Linked DNA regions of Homo sapiens: region 2 is linked to region 1. The links are chromatin contacts, found by Hi-C or POLR2A ChIA-PET in ENCODE. All regions are on one chromosome and are shown on one strand. Each heading gives the region's core, a stretch centred on a gene start or an enhancer-like site at or near the end of the contact. The rest is flanking DNA. Distances are from core to core; before and after follow the strand shown. Region 1 holds the start of RAB14 (RAB14, member RAS oncogene family). Region 2 holds the start of STRBP (spermatid perinuclear RNA binding protein).

Region 1 (2,700 bases), core at 173-2,672:
CCTCCCTCCTGAACTTAAGTGCAGACACTCTATCTAGTGACACAGTGCACTACAGCCCAGAACTCCTGGGCTCAAGCGATCCTCTCTCCTCAGCCTCCCCAGTAGCTAGGATTACAGGCGCAGACTACCAGCCCTCCTTGCTTACGTTCCTTTTTTTTTTTTTTTTGAGACAGTCTCGCTCTGTTGCCCAGGCTGGAGCGCAGTGGCGCGATCTCGGCTCACTGCAAGCTCCGCCTCCCGGGTTCACGCCGTTCTCTTGCCTCAGCCTCCCGAGTAGCTGGGACTACAGGCGCCCGCCACCACGCCCGGCTAATTTTTTTGTATTTTTAGTAGAGACGGGGTTTCACCGTGTTAGCCAAGATGGTCTCGATCTCCTGACCTCGTGATCCGCCCGTCGTGGCCTCCCAAAGTGCTGGGATTACAGGCGTGAGCCACCGCGCCCGGCCGGCTTACATTCTTTTAAAGTCAGAAGAAAAAAATGAACTTTCAGGTCAGAGAAAATATTTTGTTATATAATATTGATACGTCATGTTTATATCAATGCAGTTGTAAAATATGTTAAATATTTATACATATATTTAACTTACATGTGTGTGAAATATATGTGTGTGTGTAATGTACAAGCCACAAGGCAAAAGTGCTCAGGGTCCAAGAAAGTCAAAACGTGTCCCTGCACCCGAAAAGCACGAAACCTTCTGGGGCAGTGATTATGGCAGAGCAAGTTGGAAGATGGCAGGTGGTAGACAAATTGTGAAAAATATCACATTTCTCTCACCCTGTCAAAGGCAACCCCAAAGTGAAGTCAAAATAGAGATGAAATGCAGGGTCACTTCCTAGCTGCGTGATCTTGGACAAGAGAGTTGACCAACCTGAGCCTCAGTTTCTCCATGGATACAATGGGGATGCGTGCCTCCGACGTTTGTTGGACAGGACCGGTATATACGAAGCATACAGCGGTATATACAGTAAATGCCCCCATAAATACACGTTGAATGAATGCAGTAAATGCATGCTTAGCATGGTGGCCAGTATACGGTAAGCGTCCAATAAGTGGTAAATGTTGGCTTTAAAAATTGTTCAAAAGTCTCCACGAGCGACAACCCTAGTTCTCCAAGACGCAGGCGCACCCCACCAGGTTCCACGCAGACCTGCGCAGTAGCTCCCCCAAGAGGCGAGGACACGCGACTGCGCTTGCGCATACGCGCTTTCCACCTTCCCTCCGGGCGCGAGCGCCCGTGGGGCGGGCCTCAGCGGCGGCGCGACAAGTCCAGAGGTGAGGGCTGAGGAAGGGGCGTGGCTAGCGGGCTGGCCTCAGCCACCCTCTTCCGGGCTCCGCCAGCTGCGCGCGCATCTTCTCCCCCTTCTTTTGTGGTCCGGCCCATTGCGAGGGTGACAGGAAACCCTGTGCAGGGAGCGCCGCCATCTTGGACCAGCCCGAGGAAGATACTGAGGGAGCACAGGAGCAGTCACCGCTGCCACTGCTACTGCCGCTACTGCTGCCGGCGCGTCTGCACCTCTCGGCCTGCCAGTGTACCTGCCGGCGCCTCGGTCGACCGCCCCCGCCCCCTCTCCCGCTGCGTCCGCACTCCTGTTCCTGGTCCTGACGCCCCCCTCCCGCCCGGAAAGCTGCCCAGCCACCAGCAACCCCCCAGGTAACCCGGGCCTTCCGTAGTGTCCGGCCGGCTGATACCTCCTCGCGCCGGGTTCTTCAGAGGGGCGTGTGTGGGGACGGTGGAGACTGGGCCGCAGGCGGGCGGCGCCCCGGGGCCAGGCCCCGTCAGGCCGTGGCTAGCCCGTGGGTCGGCGGTGAGCGCCGCGGCGCCGGCCTGACAGGACTCCTGGGCGGGGGCGGAGGTGTCCCCTGCGCGGCTCCGGCCTGAGCCTCCTGCCCTCCCCAACCGGCGGGGCGCTCCGAGGCGTGCAGGGAAGGGTGTGTTCCGGCCTCGCCTTCCCCGCCTTCTCGGCGCGGCTGGGCAGGACCGCATCTCCCGCGGGCCCCCCTCTCGCCGCTGTTCCCCGCGGCCGCAGCCCGCCCCCGCAGGGTGTACCCACGCGTGCCGCGCCGCCCTGCAGCCCGCAAGCCCCAGACGTGGCGGTCCCGTCCCGTAGGCCGCGTCTGGCTCTGAGTACAAAGGCAGCTCTTCGCAGCCCTCTTGGCGTCTCGGGGCAGCTCCGGTGTCCTTGTCGATGTGGGGAGCCCGGCCCTGCAGCCGGGCCGGGCCGGGGCCGGGGTCTGGGTCTGTGCGCCTGTGCTTGCGATGTCCTGGTTTTGGTGCGTTCCTGTGAGGCCCGTGGACAGCCTCTACGGCCCTGAACCTACAGAGCATCTAGAAATAAGAGAAAGTTGTGGCATTTCTAGAATCTAAGAGAAGACGACAGAGCTGGAGTGTTTTAAGCGTTTTAACTGTGGGCCAGGTACATATTTATGTATTTTTGTACCTATTTATCTTGCCCCGCGTAGCCCTCGGAGATAAGTTGTCTCCACTTCATAAGTGAGGAAACTGAGGCCTAAAGTTGTGATGTGTGTCTGGCTGTTGATGGTACATTACAAACTGGCTTCGGCTCACACTGTGGCTGGTGGTTTCTGTACTACATTCAAAAATTAGGCTAGGGTTACAGACATGACCATTTATAATGTAGTTACAACTTTATTCCTTTTTTACTGTGTTCGCATTGGATGACAGCTGATTACCCTTTTAT
Region 2 (2,700 bases), core at 45-2,544, 2.1 Mb before region 1:
GAAGGGCGTGCACCTTGAAGCTTAAGGCCAGATCACCAAGGCCTTTTCAGTTGAAATTGGGTTTTTTACACTTTATTCTGTGAATGAAACAGAGCTGTTAAAATATTTGAGCCTGGTGTGTTAGAAAGATGAAAAGGGGCCCCAAGGGGGCTGTTGTGGGGAGTCCCTCCTCAACCCCTGGGCTGTTCAAGGTCCTCTGTCTTGGCACTGAGTGGTCAGGTCGTTTCTGCTCCAGGCTGGGAATTGTCTTAGGGCAAAGACATTGTCTCATTTGCCAGTGCATCCCTGCAGCCTGCAAACCCCCCGGTATACAGCAGGGACTGTATACTGGCAAGCAGAATGCTGGGCACCAAGAACTTGAGGCCAGGGACTGTAGAATAGAAAGCGAACCTTTAATTCTTCCCCAGCGCCGCCCCTGGCACAGAGCTGGTAGGTGTTCAGCCAAAGTCTGACCCAACCATAAGGAGGTCAGAGAGGTCCTGGGCCCAAACTCAATCCCAGCGAGGTTCATTATAGGCAGGTGAAGGAGAGGTGATTGTAGCAGCTTCTGTTCAGCGACTGCTGTGTGCCAGGATTCACACCTATTGTCTTATGCCATCTCCCCAACAGCTCCTAAATTGGAATTATTGTCCCAGTTTTCCTGATGAGGAAACTGAGGCTCAGAACGGTTCTTGGTAACTTGGCCAAGGTCACACAGCCAGCAAGTAGGTGGGCGGTGGCACAAGTCAAAGCCTACTGGCCTGCCCCTCTACCTCGGGAGGCAGTGCGACGCCTACTCCATTTGTGTGGCTGCTGGGGTTGGGGGGCATCCCGCACTGGGGTGCGGGGCCCGGGGAAGGCGGCTAGCCGCCGCGGCTCGGCGCAGCTCCCAGGTTCGGAAGTTACGAAGTTTCCGTGCATTTCGCTAGCCTCCCAGCGCAGCTCGTCTCCGCTCCGCCGCAGTTACGCCGCTAGCGCAGCGGGGCTCAGGTGCTGCAGCGAGCGGGGGCCTGGGGCCGGGAGGAAGGCGGGGACGCAGTTTACGTAAGCGTCCGCTGGCAGGTGCATAAGGCCGCCGGCGGCGAGTGCTCCCTGCGCGCTCCCAGGTGCGCACTTGGCGCAGGCGGCGGCACAGCAAGGCGGCGGCGGGCGCTGGCCGGCGCTCTCAGGTGCGGCAGGACGCGCGTGGAGGGGGCGCGCGGCGAACGAGGGGGCGGGCTTTCCGTTCCCCAGCAGCCGCGGGGCCCGCCCCCTGGCCTGGCCAATGGGCGCGCTCGACGGTGTCACGTGCTCGCTGCCGCCGCTGCCGCCGCCGAAGCGGAGACCGGAGCCGCGAGCGCCACCAGGGCAGCAGCCGCCGCAGCCGCCGCCGCTGGGCAGAGGAGCCGGAGACGCGAGCGGGCGAGGTGGCGGCGGCGGCGGAGCGGGAGCGGGTACCGGGCGCGGGCAGAGCGCGGCGGCGCGGGTAGGCTCCGGCGGCGGGGCGGGCGCCTGCGCGGCGGGCCGTCCCGGGCGGGCGGCGGTTAAGGCGGCGGTTGAGGCGGTTGGCGGAGCCGGCCCGGGCCCCGCATTGTTTGTTGTGCGTCCTTAGCAGCGGCGGCGGCGGTGGCGGCCGAGGCGGAGAGCAGGGAGCAATCCCGGCCCCGCGGCTCCGGCATTGTGGCCGCCGCCGCCGCCGCTGCGGTGCCCCGGCCGCTTCGGGCAAGGGCAGCGGGCAGCCTTCCTCACCTTCGCGGGGACGGGGTCCCGGCCGATCAGGGGAGGGCGTGGGCAGGGTTGGGGGACGCGGTGCCGGGAGGTCTTCCGGGACGGAGGGCTCGGGGCTCGGGGCAGGTGTTGGAGGACATTGGGGGCAGGAGCTGGGGAGAGGCTTCGGGGGGCAGGCGGAAGGTGTGGGCAGATTTGGGGGTAAATAGGGGTGCAGAGGGATCCGGCCCAATGGAGGAGGAGAGCCTTCAGGCAGGTTTGGGGGGCCCCCTGGGCCAGGCGAGTGCGAGATGGAGGACATTCCGTCCGGTGGGGGGGGGCACTATATTGTGGGGTTCAAGAGGGAATGAGGGGGCTTTTGGGGAGGGCAGGGACGAGTGGGGTGGGAATGGAGGGAGAAGACTGGGGACTCGAGCAGGACTGGAAGGAGCGCTGCGTGCCAGGGGCAGGGAGTGGGGCGGGTATTAGGAAGGCCACCGGGACGCCCGTGAAGGGGAACGATGGAGGAGGGGGTCGGGGCAGGGGGAAGTGAGGGCAGGCAGGGAGCGCCTGAAAGGGAGGGAGGGGAGCAGGGTGCCTAGGCTTCTGGGGTGATAGGGAAATGAAGGGTAGGCCCAGGGGCTCCAGGAGACCTGCGAGGGGTGTGAGGGAGTGTGTGGCCAGGTGTATAGGGGAGCCTGCAGGGAGGCGGGAGGGGGTTGACATGTAAGGATAAAAAGGCAGGTATCTGGTGCTCAGGGAAGAGGAGTATGGGGTGGAAGGGGGAAGTTCATTGGGGCAGAGACTTAGTTTGAGGGCTTGCAGAGAGAGGTGGGGACAGTAGGAGAAGGGTGATGGGGATGGAGAGCAGGAGGTGTGTGGGGCATTTAAAGGATAGCGGGAGAAGTGCGTGAAATGGAGGGTGTTTATGCAGGAAGTATGGAAGAAGGTGGGATCAGCAAGAGAGGGAATTTTGAGGTAGGACGGAGGGTGAGGGGTTCTTGGCAAGTGTTGGAGGACGTTAGGGGCAGGAGC

What was found. Hi-C counts contacts between places; a loop is a spot of excess contacts on that map. ChIA-PET counts read pairs that join two places held with the same protein, here RNA polymerase II (POLR2A). Pooled maps may share reads with other maps.
Region 2: a pooled map shows a loop between it and region 1 (9-fold over the local background). The contact joins the promoter of STRBP here to the promoter of RAB14 in region 1. A Hi-C loop is called at or near these places in 1 of 168 maps with a recorded cell type or tissue (dorsolateral prefrontal cortex) and 9 of 50 pooled maps. POLR2A ChIA-PET finds 5 or more read pairs at or near these places in 1 of 52 experiments (activated T-cell).

The regions. Positions count from the first base shown.
Region 1 is chr9:121,200,591-121,203,290 of GRCh38, reverse strand. It overlaps RAB14 (RAB14, member RAS oncogene family), which reads left to right and starts at 1,422. Exons shown (of 8, transcript NM_016322.4): 1 at 1,422-1,652. It also overlaps a transcript of GSN not described here and the pseudogene RN7SL181P. RefSeq lists enhancers at 841-1,000, 1,271-1,490, 1,309-1,808 and silencers at 1,501-1,970, 1,991-2,240.
Region 2 is chr9:123,267,180-123,269,879 of GRCh38, reverse strand. STRBP (spermatid perinuclear RNA binding protein) reads left to right here and starts at 1,294. Exons shown (of 19, transcript NM_018387.5): 1 at 1,294-1,444. RefSeq lists silencers at 869-1,348, 1,519-1,568 and an enhancer at 968-1,468.